2 separate regions of the Homo sapiens genome follow, and region 2 is linked to region 1. A link is a contact called in ENCODE Hi-C or POLR2A ChIA-PET data. All regions are on one chromosome and are shown on one strand. The core of a region is the stretch at or near the end of the contact, and the rest is flanking DNA. Distances in the headings are between cores, read along the strand shown. Region 1 overlaps SH3RF3 (SH3 domain containing ring finger 3). Region 2 overlaps SH3RF3 (SH3 domain containing ring finger 3).

Region 1 (6,232 bases), core at 2,072-4,571:
AACTCATGAGAGGAAAAGACTTTTGCATTGAGAGCAAATCCGCATGAGGAAAAAGTCAAGCCCCAAAGAATCAAGTGGACCTGCAGGTGGGGTTATTCACCAAGACTTTTTCAATGAGATGTAAATCAGTGGCTTCAAATGGTTCCAGAGGCCATGGCTGGAGCGGTGTCTTTCCCTCTGTGCTGGCTGGAGAACAACTGAACACATCCCCCCATTCTCCCTTCCCTGCACTGGGGTGCAGCCTTCCTGCAGCAAGTTTCAGAGGTGGAAGGCTGATGATAAGTCTGGAGCTGACAGGCCTCCCTCAAGGGAGGACACTTTAGCAGAGAGATTTGCACATTTCTAGAGGCTGCAAGAGGGCAGTGCTCAGCTTGATTTAGAGCCAAGAAGTAAGAAAGCAGGAGGAAGGTGAAATGAATTGCAGGAGTGTGACACAAAGGAGGCTGGAGATGCCTTTTCTTACATAGGCCCAGCCTCACTTTCAGCCCACCTTCAACCCAGCTTCAGCCAGTTTTGTAAGGTTTGGAACTGCACAAGAGAGAAATAAAAGTTATATGAATGTGAATGGTTTCCAAAAGTCTCTCTGCAGAACCTCTTAACTTTAGGTGCAGATAAACTGCAACTTTCTTCAATGGGTTCTTGGACCCCTAGTCATGGTGACAGTTTGACTAGCATTGAGAGAATGTTGACCAGAAAAAGTCAACATCCCTGGCCCTTACAAAACATTGAATTTCATCTAAGTGGAGTAAATGGTTTAAAAGTTTAAAACATGTAATGAAATATATGTAGCACGGGCATGCATTTCCTTTGCTCCCACTCTGGGGCAGCTGTGAGATACTTAGAGGGAACATGCTGGAAGGAATGTCTTCTGCCCAGTGTCTGTCCCACTGGAATGTGTGGTAAGTCTCCCCAACTCTGTGGGTTGCAGAAAGAAGAATGTTGCCTTTTCCTCAATTTTGGTGTGCATTTCAGATGTTATTGCGAAACTAAAGAAAAGGGGCAAAATTCTTCTCTTGTGCCTATCTCTCTCCGTCTCTTCCTTCTTTTTTTTTTCTTGTCTTGGCATATCTCAGAATTATCCAAGACTTTCATCCTGTTGATTATTCCTTAGTCATGTATATTCGATACATTATGACTCTAAATAAACATTCCATCTTCCTTACGAACTTTGTAAGAATGGGGGGCAGGGGGTGTCCCCCCTTGTATTGTTAGATGTCTAGTACCTCACACAGGCCTGGCACAGACAAGATAGTCACTGTTTGCATGGGTGGATGGATGGATGCATGGTGGGTCAATGGGTGTGTGGTGGATGGATGGAGGGAGAGACGGAAGGGAGGGATGATAGATTGAGGAGTGATGGATGGATGGATGAATGATGGATGGATACATGACGGATGGATGAATAAACAAATAAATGGAGAGATGGGTGGATAAAGATAATTCAAATACATACACAGATACACAACTGGACACCATCATTCCCCACACACTCCTAAAGAGGTGTGTGTCTTCTCCCCCTGGGTTTCATCAATAAGCAGGATCCCTCTTAAGGGACCAATTCCTCTGGTAAGGGTCTGCAAGTCACTCATCTGTGTCTGGCACCTTGCACAGTGTGTGCAGTGGAAGTCCCCAGCAAGTGTGTGTTGAATAAAGGTTGTGCCATGCATTAGTTCATGGTCTAAGTCCATATAAAAAGCCAGGTGTTTGGAGTTACTGTAGTATCTGTTGACTTTCACCCAAAATCTAAAAAAGACTCCTCAGCTTTTCCTTCCAGCATAGCAGAAGCTCTTCCAAGATGGCCAGGAGATAAACTCAAAAGCGGTTTCATTCTTCCCCATCCTTTACTTTTGGATCTGTTCCCTGGAGCATGGGGAATGCCGGGTGTCTTATTTCTTGAAGCTGAAATTTCCTGATATTGTGTACAGACCCCCACCCGCCTGTCCCGCAGGGCTGGGTGCCAGAGCAAGATTCAGGAATTGGCCATCAAATGAGTTCCTCATTTGCAATCAATTAACAGCCACCTGGCCTGTTTTCCTGCCTCCCTCCTCTCCCCTTCTCTCTCTCCCCTTGTTTTGCATCATGAACTGATTGGAGTGTGAGAACTGGGGCCTTAACCAGGTTTGCAACTTCTCCCTGCCAGGAGCACTTTCTCCCAAAACCTCAGGGCTCCCGCGTCTACTCCTTCAGGCCCTTTCTCACCCTCCTGAATTTAAAATTGCAACCCCCACCGCCTTCCAATCCCCTTCTGGATATATTTTCTCTGGAGTACTTACGGTCTTCACTATACTACGTACTTTTAATAGTTTATTTTGTGTATGTCTCTGTCCCCTTATAAAGTGTATGCTCCCTTAAGGTAGAGATGTTTTTATCTATTTTGTTTCTATTTTCTTTATCTATTTTGTTAGTTCCTAGAACCATGTCTGGCACATATTAGGTGGCCAATAAGTACTTGGTGACTGATTGAATGAATATAATATTAAGATGATTTTTTAAAAGTCTCGTGTTCAGATCTTTGCCAGGGGCACCCTGTCATGCCCCTGGGGTCTCCCCTGAGGAGAGACCTCTCACCAGAGGAGCTGCAGTCCACTGCCTCTCTGGAGGGGTTTGCCTGCACCCTCAGCACCTGGCCGATCCTCCGATGGGTCTTCCTGGTGCTGTGACTGTCTGTGACTAGTCGTGGATGCCGGCTGAGCCTGGGAGCAGCGGTTACCGGAAATCTGTGGCTTTCTGCTTTAGCTAAAGAGAGAAGACTGCATGTGTTTGCCAGTCTTTTGGGTGCTTCTGTTTAGCATAGACATTGGCCAAGGCTGCTGGTAAAGAGCACCAGAGAGGCGCTTTACCCATGAGAGGGAAGCATCTGCGGCCCGGAGCCCTCTGCAAGCTGCCTCATGGGACCCCTAACAGACCTTCTTGCCTCTCTGAGTTCAGGGTAGAAACAACCTGCTGATCCGTCTGTTTCCCTCTGGCACGCCAACTCTCTCCTGAGAGAGCTCCTCCTCCTGATTCTGTGTTCTGAGAGTTGCGCCCAGGGGTGCTGCACTTGCTCCTTCCTTCTCAGCCTGTAGCTCAGCTCTGACACTCCCGCGACTCCCCCAGCACCCCGAGCAGGGTGCAGGTCTTCCTGGACGGGCTTGGGGCTGAGTGCAGCAGAAGCAGCACAAGGCTCCTTTGCTGCCTCTGCCCCTAAGGAGTCCCAGGATGTGTGAGGAACAGAGCTTTCTCCTGTCCCGAGCTCCCCGCAGTTCAGCCCTCTCTGGACTAGACAGTTCTGCATTTCTTAGCTCACTGTGCTGTGCTAAGGAAGCCAGGGCTGCCCCGTGGGTGGAACATCCTCTAATTTGCCAGGCAGGAAAGGATGGGGCGATGAGTCACCCTTCTGAGTGATTCCTGCCGAGCTTCCTACAGAACATATCCAGGAGCAGCCACCCCGCCCCCAGGGTTAGTGTGTGGAGGCACAGGTGCTAGTGTGGGTGGTGAGAAATAGGACTCGGAATCACCCTTTTTAACGTGCACAGTATGTTAATTGTGTCCTCACAAAAGTGTTGAAGTGTTTCTTGCCTTATAGAATAAATGGTCAGAAACCAGTGGATTCCTTTGAGCTGTTTTGATGGGAGGAAATTAACTGTGACAGTGAGACCTTGGTGGTCCCAACATCAGCAGGATGCAGAAGACAGCCTAGCCTGCTGGGTCATGTATTCGTCTTCGGCAGCCTGGGATTGGGAATGCGCGTGAGTGCAGAGCTGCTCACTGCCTGGTGCCCTGCAGCTCCAGTGCTGCCTCAGTGCGTTCCAGGAGAGACCTCAGTTTCCAGCCCTAGCTCAAGTCCCAGGGTTGATCTTGCTCGCGGCAGCACCAGGCCTGCACCTCGGAAAGGCATGATGGACTTACCTGTATCTATCAGGTTCAGGCATTCTCCTGCCTGTAGTTGAGAATTCAAGTTCAGGGTGATTAGTTTCGCCTTTTAAAAGAGCCCTAGCATATCCTTGCTGGATATATTCATTGCTGAAATGCACAAGAAACTGAATGTGATCAATGTAATGTATTGGTTTCAGCATCAGATGTTAAGAAAGTGAATCTGTTGAGATTCTTGCTTTTAAAAACACAAAATAAAACAAGCCTAACCTTAGTCAGTCATCCTGGACTTGAGATCACATTTCACAGTCTACAAAGTGAGGTTTCACGTATAGCATACCCCACCTGTTTGTGTAAGTAAAGTTTTATTGGAACACAATCTCACCCACTAATTTACATGGAATCTCTGGAGCTCTGGCTGCTACAATGGCAGAGTTGAATAGTTACAGCTAACACTGATGGCCTGCAAAGCCACCTTGCTCCACTAGAGACAAAGTTTGCTGACCGCTGGCATAGAAGATAAGAGCACAAATTCTGAAACCAAACTGCTAGAGTTTAAATCCCAGCTCTGCCACGTATTGGCAGCATGACCTTGAACATGTTAATTAACCTCTGTGTGACTTAGTTTCCTCCACTGTAAAATGGAGATAATATGGAGATAATAATATCTCCATTATAATATTAATAATTATAATTATGATGATATAATAATGATATCACCAAAATAATACTTGTCTCCTAAGGTTGCTATGAAGTTCAGAAGAATTAATAATGAGGACATGCTCAGAGTACTTTCTGACAAGTGGTAATGTGTTAAATTTTTAAGGAAGTGGGCAGGTTTCTAAGACTTTAGGAAAGTCCAGTCGCTTCCTCAAATCACAGACAGTTGTGCATTTGAAGATCACCTCAAAACCAGGTTCAGAGGCTCACGCCTATAATCCCAGCGCTTTGGGAGGCCAAAGTGGGAGGACTGTTTGAGCCCACAAGTTCAGCCTGGGCTGTAACATGGTGAGACCCCGTCCCTACAAAAAAATAGAAAAAATTAGCCAGGTGTGGTGGCATGCACCTGTAGTCTCAGCTACTCGAGGGGCTGAGGTGGGAGGATTGCTTGAGCCCAGGAAGTCAAGGCTTCAGTGAGCCATGATCACACCACTCGACTTCAGATTGGGTGACAGTTTTTTTTTTTTCCTTTAAAAAAAAAAAAAAAAAAATCTTAAAAAAAAATAAAGACCACCTCATCATCAGGGTACCTCCCATAGGAAACACAGCCTTGTGGGTGTCTTGGCTTCCTGTTGGTCCAGAACCCTGCGGACTTTCCTCGCAATAAGGGCACAGACTGGCTTGGCTAAAGGAAGGGTGCTAGTGGTGCCAGCCAGCAGGGGAACCCTCACCCGCTCCGGGGATGCCAGGGATGGAGTGAGGCAGCCACAGTGTCCACTGCGCTGATTCCAGCAGGGGATGGCAGCATGGTGACAGGAAGTCACACTTAATAATGCAGACAAGAGGGAAAGGAGACCCACAGACACAGGGAGAAAAAGCTGCAATATGCCTCTTCAACTCATGAGAACAGGAGGCGATGGGCCACAGAGGCTGCTGAAGGAGTTTGTTCCTGCCTCTGTTTTTCTCTCTCCTTCTCCAACTAGAATGTTATGTGCCACTTGCTCCCCTCAGTAGCACTTCCAGGACAGGTGGACTACATATTTGTGGAACCCAGTGTTTTTATTGAGAAGCCTTCTTTTTGCTTTTTAGGCTGGCCTTCCTGGAAAGGTTCTGCTTTTAACTCTTTGCGTGCCTTCCCAGGCCATGCGTCCTGGTGCGAGGCTCTGAGAACGCGATTTATGTCACCGCGTTGGCGACTTACATGTGCTCCCTGATCATTGAAGACACGGTTTTGTCTCTGCCTGGGATCATGGTGGTCATACCACTCCCTGCTTCAAAACCGAACATTTCGTGTTTTCGGAGCAGATTCGTCAGGACGTTTTGCAGCATCCTGGGGTGTTACCTGTTCCTTGCGCCTGATCTAGAGTTCCGAGGCCTACGCACCTCAGAGGAGCAGCTGTGGGGACTGTGGGGCAAGGCCCCTCGCCCGTCCCACACGAGAACGGCTCTTTCTAGCATGTTTTCTCAGGTGTCTCTTTATCCTCTCCCTATGCCTCAAGTTTCCACATTGAAAACTCTCAATGGCGTTTATTTCCTTCTGAGTCTCTGCTGGGCTGTTCCAGCCCTTCCACAGCCCCTACCCTGGGAAGCCCGTACCTCTTCCACACGCCACCTCCTCTCTGCCCCTCAGGGCTGGGACATGCTCGTCGACTAGCCCTCGCTCATCCACGTGTCCCTCAGTTACCTTCTCGATGATGACGTTCTAAGATTTCACCCTATC
Region 2 (6,232 bases), core at 1,808-4,307, 160 kb before region 1:
GCAGTGGCACAATCTCGGCTCACTGCAACCTCCGCCTCCCGGGTTCAAGTGATTCTCCTGCCTCAGCCTCCTGAGTAGCTGGGACTGCAGGCGCACACCACCATGCCTGGCTAATTTTTGTATTTTTAGTAGAGATGGGGTTTCACTATGTTGGCCAGGATGGTCTCGATCTCCTGACCTCAACCTCGTGATCCACCCGCCTCGGCCACCCAAAGCGCTGGGATTACAGGTGCGAGCCACTGTGCCTGGTCAAACAGAATATTTCCTAAGGGTTCATCCTGCTCCACAGTCTGAGGTTGTTATTTGTTAATTAAATAAATATTTGTTGGGCATTGACCATGTGCCAGGCACTGGGGCTCAAGGGGTGCGGATGACCCATCTGTTTCTCTCAGGAAGCTGACATCCAGGTGCACAGGGCATAGTTTACCTGTGAACAGAGAGGGCGCTTTTCTCCCCTCAGTAAGCTACCTTGCGTCACCTTCCTCTGTTCAAAGAGGACTGATAAATCACCTCACTAAGCAGCTGTTGCCTGCAGGTAGCCCACACCGGGCTGGGTGCTGAGGCACAGAGGCACACAGGGCGCTCCCCACAGGAACCAAGCCCGGGAGGCACACCTGCATGCCAGGTGCTGGGGGCTGGGGGAGTCTGTGTCCTGGTTTGGTTCATGGGCATCCTGGTTTTATGTAGCTCACTTGCTGTGTGACTTATCTCTTCCTCAGTAATCTGCAGCACCTAGATCATTCAGGTTTTGTTTTGTTTTATATATATGTACATTTTTTGGTTTATTTATGTATATAAAGTACATACATCACCAAATATAACCATATTATGGCTGTATTTGCTTACATGTATTTGGTTGTTTTGGTTATATATGTAGAGTTGAATGTCCTTTTATTTCCTTGTCATATCTATTTCTTATCTATAGCCTGTTAAGAATTCAAAGTTTTTGTCATCTCTATACAAAATGATGGCTATTTGTTGTTAGTGACTATGAATATTCGGAGAAAATTATCTGCATATTGACTTGAAATACTCTTCCTAACAAAAATGCTTCCCCTCCTGCTCCACGCTTGCCCCCCTACCCCGACCCCTCACTGCTGCTGGGCTCGCGGGTATGGTCAGCGCTGTGGCTTCGCCCGCGGCGGGCCAGGGAAGTGCATTAGAACACGGAGCACAGGGAGCTATTTCCTTCTCGCCGCCCCTGGTCTGTGCAGAGCTGCCTCTGAGACATTTCCTGTGCGGGAATGAATCCAGGGCTCCAGGGCTGTTTAGTCTGGGCCTTTGGGAGTTCGGTGCAGCTAATGCCTTCCAGAGGCCCAGCCCCTGCGCCTGGCGCTGCCCTCCTGGTGCCCACGCTGGCTGGCTCCCTGCCGTGCATCCCGGCCACGCTCACTTGCAGCGGGGAGTGGCTGCCTGCCCCAAGCTGGCCTGTCATCCAGGAATGAAGATGTTCTATTTGTGTTTTATATGGATTCACTTTGAAACTCCCATTCTGTGTTCCCATAAAGGGCATGCATGTGCCGAGCCCAGCCTTGACTCCCTCCTTTCGCTGTGGTGAGCTTGTTTATTTTCAGCGTGATTCTCAGCTGAGTCGCCCGTTTCCCAATAAAAGGCAGGGCCCAGCACTGTGGGCTCCATGAGGGCCTGTTTGGTTGCTTGGTTTGGAGCACGAGGGAAAACTTGATATGCACGTCATTTCCCAGTTCCAGGCAATGACCTGGGGCAGAGCGGGTGGGGAGCAGGTCTCCCGGAGCCATCTGGAATATGCCGATGAGTGAGCTGTGCATTAGCTCTCAGACCAGGGTCCTCTGGCAGCCAGGCCTCTGAGCACAGCGTCTGAAGTATCAGCCGCCACAGGGATCTGTGGGCAACAGCTGCGTGTGGCCTGTGCTGTTTCTCTCCTGACAAGGACCTTGCAAACAGCGTGGAAATGCGCGAGCCAGCGGTCAAACCCCTCTTCACCATGCACGGAGCTCAGCCGTCCTCTCCCTGCTCCTGGAGGTCTTCCTTTTTCTGTGACTGTAACCTAAAAACATTAAAATACGTTTATTGAGATAGCAAACTTTTATCCTCTTGGTGTTTGCAGTGAAAATAGTCCTTAATGGTGTAATTTTCCTTTCTTACCTCCCTCCGCTTGTCCCGTCCTAGCTCTTGTTATTCCAAACAGTGTGGATTATTGGGCTGCACCTGGCCACCCAGGCTGGTGTTTTGAATCAGCAGCATCACCTCTCCGGAGCCCATAGCAGGAAGCAATTGTTTGGGATCTGATACTGCTGGGCTCTCATTTTCCTTGTCTTAGAAATGGGGACACATGTCTGCCCATGTTGAGCTCTGGCAGGGATGCTGGACTTTTTGTCCTAGCTAAGAAACCAAACTGCATGTGGGTTACGGAAGTGGTCTAAGTTTCCCAGTGCCAGCACGAAGCCTCGACTGGTGAGTATTGTAGAAGAGCACTGCCTTAGCTGAGTCCAGTATTTCTCTTCCAAAATAAACGTGCATGTTCAAAGCAATTGCTTGTCTGTGGGTATAACTGTTGTGTGACTGGTAGCTGTGGGAACACACTGAGTGTCATGTATGACCTTGCGCTTGTCTTCACGCAGATGTCAGTAAGACTTCCAAAGTCTGTGTTGGTCATCCCTGGGTGGTGGGATTTAAGGGAAAATTTTACTTTCTTCTTCATGTTTTCTGATCTATTTAAGTTTCAATAAATGAACATCTTTTTTTAACTCAAATTTTAAAAATTTGTAACTTCTAGGGCTTTGGAATCTTTTTTTCTTCATGGAAATCGAACACAGACTGAGTCATGGTTCTTAGAATTCTGTAATTATCAAGTTGAAAAGAACCTTAAGAATTGTCTGGCTCAGAACCTGGGATTGAGATGAGAGGCTCCTGAGCCTGCACTTGCGTTTTCTCCTCAGACTCTCCTTCCTGTGCTCTGCCCGTTATCAACCGAGCCGTCCCTGCCTGGGTTGTCTATCGTGTGACTGTTTCAGATAAAGGCGGGTTATCTTGGTTTGGAAGAATTCGGATAAATGACATAGTTCTTCATTGCCTCTCCAGTTGACTCTGCCTTACCCACAGGCAGATTTAAGGCTGGGGTTGGCACACTGCCTGCAGGCTATGTATTGTCTGTGGCTGCCTAACAACAGAGCTCTAACAGCAGAGCTGGTGGCTGCGGGGAAGGCCACACAGACCCCGCAGCCTGCAGTGGTTACCGTCTGGCCCTTTCATGGACCCCTGCTGAGACTCATTAGACAGTGGGATGTGAGCAGGAGACCCACGGCAAAGACAGTGAATGTAAGATGGGAAATCCGCTGTCTGGAGGGGCAGTGTCTAGGGGGACCAGGGACTGTGGTAGCCTGCCTGTGGTGTGTGCTGTGAGCTCAGTGTCGGCCCCTGACCAAAGGCATGCGATGGGGCTGGAACACTGCCGTCGTCCTTGGAATTGGATGTTCAGACTCAGCTCTTTTGCTGTTGCTTCATCTGGAATGTTCTCATTAGGAATGTGAAATCCGGTGTGGGCCAATTCTTATGCCCTTTAAAGCAGATGTCGGGTTCAGGCTGTGGGCACTGAGTCCTGAGACTGGCATTGGTGGCGGAAAGCACTGGGCTCAGTCCTTGATTCAGAGAACACACAGCAGTGCGGTTTGGTGGCTGCTCCCACAGTGTCCCCATAGCCTTCCTTGCCTGTGCAGTGGCCCCAGTGGCTTCAGGACAGCAGGGCTGTGCCATAGGGCAGAGCCTCCCAACCAGAGGCTCCAGGATGTTGTGGAGTTCATGAAGGTAGCCATGGATGTCCCTGGCCATTTTACTGTTTCGAAGAGTAAGGTGGACATCACAGTTTTATCTATGACTGGGAAACACAGGCAGAGAGAAGGACTAAGTTGCTTTGTTTTGGCAAGAGGGGAGAGGAACAGACATGTGGGGATGCTTCCTGTGTACCAGACTGGGTGCTGGGTTTTTGACTTCCTTTCATTTTTTTTCTATACCATACCTCATGCAGTTGGCAGCCAATACTCCACAGCTGGGGCGTGGGTGGGACCAGAGTGGTGCCCTGATCAGAGTAGGCACCAGGCCACACTCACTTGGCTGCTGCCAGGCCCAGCCAGGGCAACGGGCAGTCCTGGAATCAAAGCCTGTGGTCTTTCTACAACAACCCATGGTGTCTGGAATTCCCTCCATTGTGGCTATGGTGTTCGTATCTAGGTGGCTGAAGCCTTGCTATGTTTGATAAGGAACAGGAAGATAAATGGTTAATAAATGTAATATATTTGGAAGATGATATTTTCAGGATAGGGCACATGCACTGAGGTGGGAGATTTTAACCCAGCGTCTTTGGAGGAAAAGTTGGAAATGATGCCTTGTGTGGCTCACTCGCTGGAGCCCTGCTGGCAGACCCATGAGGGCAGGGGCTTAGCGTGCAAGCTTCAGGGATAGGATAGCAGGAGCACAGGCAGTTTCTTTCTGCCCCTCTGTCAACATATTTCAGATTCTCTTTTAGGCTTGTCTAGCACTGATGTCATCTAATGGGGAGAGTCCTTGCATTTGCCTTAAATAGGGTATATTTAAAGAGTGATTTATACCTTTTTCCAAAACAATATATTGCCCAACTGTCTTTTGGCTTCCTTGAGTAGCCTTTATTTGAGTCGCACAGCAAAATCCCATATTTAAATGATTTTGAGATGCTGCTAAGAAGTGCATTCATGCCTACTAGTAGTCCTGGTCATTATCAGTCCCACTAAACCGGGACCTAGTCCTGGTCCAGACTAGAAATTGGAGTCCATCATTTCAGAGTCAGTGGTGACGTCAGTTTGGTGCCATGGCCTGTGGTGCTTCCTGTTTTCCTTGCCTGGCACTTGTACTTCATCCTTTCCCCTATTGGCACGCTAATCTTTGCATGGTTTTATCTTGATGAGATGTCTGAGGGGTTTGTATTTCATCCTGCAGCACAGAAACAAAGGTTAGCTCATTGAAAAGCAAACGCTGGTGAATTCAGGCACACTTGGAAATAAATGCAAACTTTTTGGCAGTCGTCTGTGTAACCAGGAAGCTTCACGAGTTGGCAGGTGGTTTCACATCTGTTTGTTCCTTTACTCAACAAGTATTAACTGAGAGCAAACAAGGATGAGCTCATGGCTCCCCTGAATGAGACCAGCACTGTGGCTGCTCAGGTGCAGGAGCTGCAAATCTGAAATCTTAGGTTATTGCTTTGGCTGAAAAGTGCAATCTCAGTGGAAACCTTATTTTTAAGGATCTCCAGAATCAGTAATAGGACACATTTTGGGTTACCTCAACTAAGGGACTTTTCTAGGTAGAGTGTACATAAAAATGAAGTAAGTAACTTTGAACAGTGTAATTGTAATCTATTGGCTTCAAAGAGAGTCTAGAGTAAGGAGTAATTCATCTTTTAACAGCTGTAAGCTGCCATGCCAGTAATAGTTTTTTAAACATGTCTTTTAGTTTTGCATCTTAATTATTTATTGGGTATGCACTAATTAATTTTTTTCCAGGGAGTTCTTTGAATATTTTATAGTAATACTTTATTTTTCTGGATCACTTGTGCTGAAGCAGATCAGAGAGCAAGCAGAAAAGATCCACGTGGTCTAATTGATATTCTGCATGTTATATCCTTGAGACTCTGTCTTCACTGGGGGCCTAGCTCCTTTGGGTTTTGGTCAGCACACTGGAAAGCCTCATTCTGTCCACCTGCATTTCCTGGGTGTCTGCCCTTTACTTGGCCCAGTGCTAAATCTTGAAAATTCAAAGGGTAATAACCAACATACAACCAGTGGGGGAAAAGCAGACTTGTGCAATGATTATTTTGTGATTCTTGAGTCAAGTAGCAATTGTAGAGTTTAATAAAATAGAAAAGGGTACAGAGGAGGAAGCCAATTAATTGAAAGGTTATTTCATTGAGGGCTGGAAGGAGGTGTTTTGAGAGAAGACAGCTGAGCAGCAGTGAGATACTCTGAGAGAACACCATGTGCAATGGAATGCTGTGTTTTTAGGAGCCCAATAGTTGCTCACAATTTCTTGATCAAAAGGCATAGGGGCCAGCCATGATGGCTCATGCCTCTAATCCTAACACTTTGTGGGGCCAAGGTGGGAGGATCACTTCAGTCCAGGGGTTCAAGATCAGCCTTGGCAACATAATGAGACCCTATCCCTACAAAAAATTAAAATAAAAAATTAGCCAGGTGTGGTGGCACATGCCTGTAGTCCCAGCAACCCA

Evidence for each region. A loop is a pair of places that touch in the nucleus more often than their neighbours do. ChIA-PET counts read pairs that join two places held with the same protein, here RNA polymerase II (POLR2A). Pooled maps may share reads with other maps.
Region 2: a loop to region 1 is called in a map of endothelial cell of umbilical vein, with 2.4 times the contacts of the local background. The contact joins two enhancer-like sites. A Hi-C loop is called at or near these places in 8 of 168 maps with a recorded cell type or tissue (IMR-90, PC-3, ascending aorta and 5 more) and 14 of 50 pooled maps. POLR2A ChIA-PET finds 5 or more read pairs at or near these places in 4 of 52 experiments (A549, AG04450, BJ and 1 more).

What each region holds. Positions count from the first base shown.
Region 1 is chr2:109,329,315-109,335,546 of GRCh38, forward strand. All of the region lies in intron 1 of SH3RF3 (SH3 domain containing ring finger 3), which reads left to right. It also overlaps a transcript of RANBP2 not described here. Among named protein-coding and RNA genes, the nearest start is that of MIR4266, 19 kb to the left of the region's middle. Within about 2 kb of position 3,322, at least 13 of the 41 ENCODE cell types and tissues checked have a DNase peak (open chromatin) inside an H3K27ac peak, as active enhancers do; they include ascending aorta and endothelial cell of umbilical vein, where a contact is called at or near this core.
Region 2 is chr2:109,170,399-109,176,630 of GRCh38, forward strand. All of the region lies in intron 1 of SH3RF3 (SH3 domain containing ring finger 3), which reads left to right. It also overlaps a transcript of RANBP2 not described here. Among named protein-coding and RNA genes, the nearest start is that of MIR4265, 32 kb to the left of the region's middle. Within about 2 kb of position 3,058, at least 22 of the 41 ENCODE cell types and tissues checked have a DNase peak (open chromatin) inside an H3K27ac peak, as active enhancers do; they include ascending aorta and endothelial cell of umbilical vein, where a contact is called at or near this core.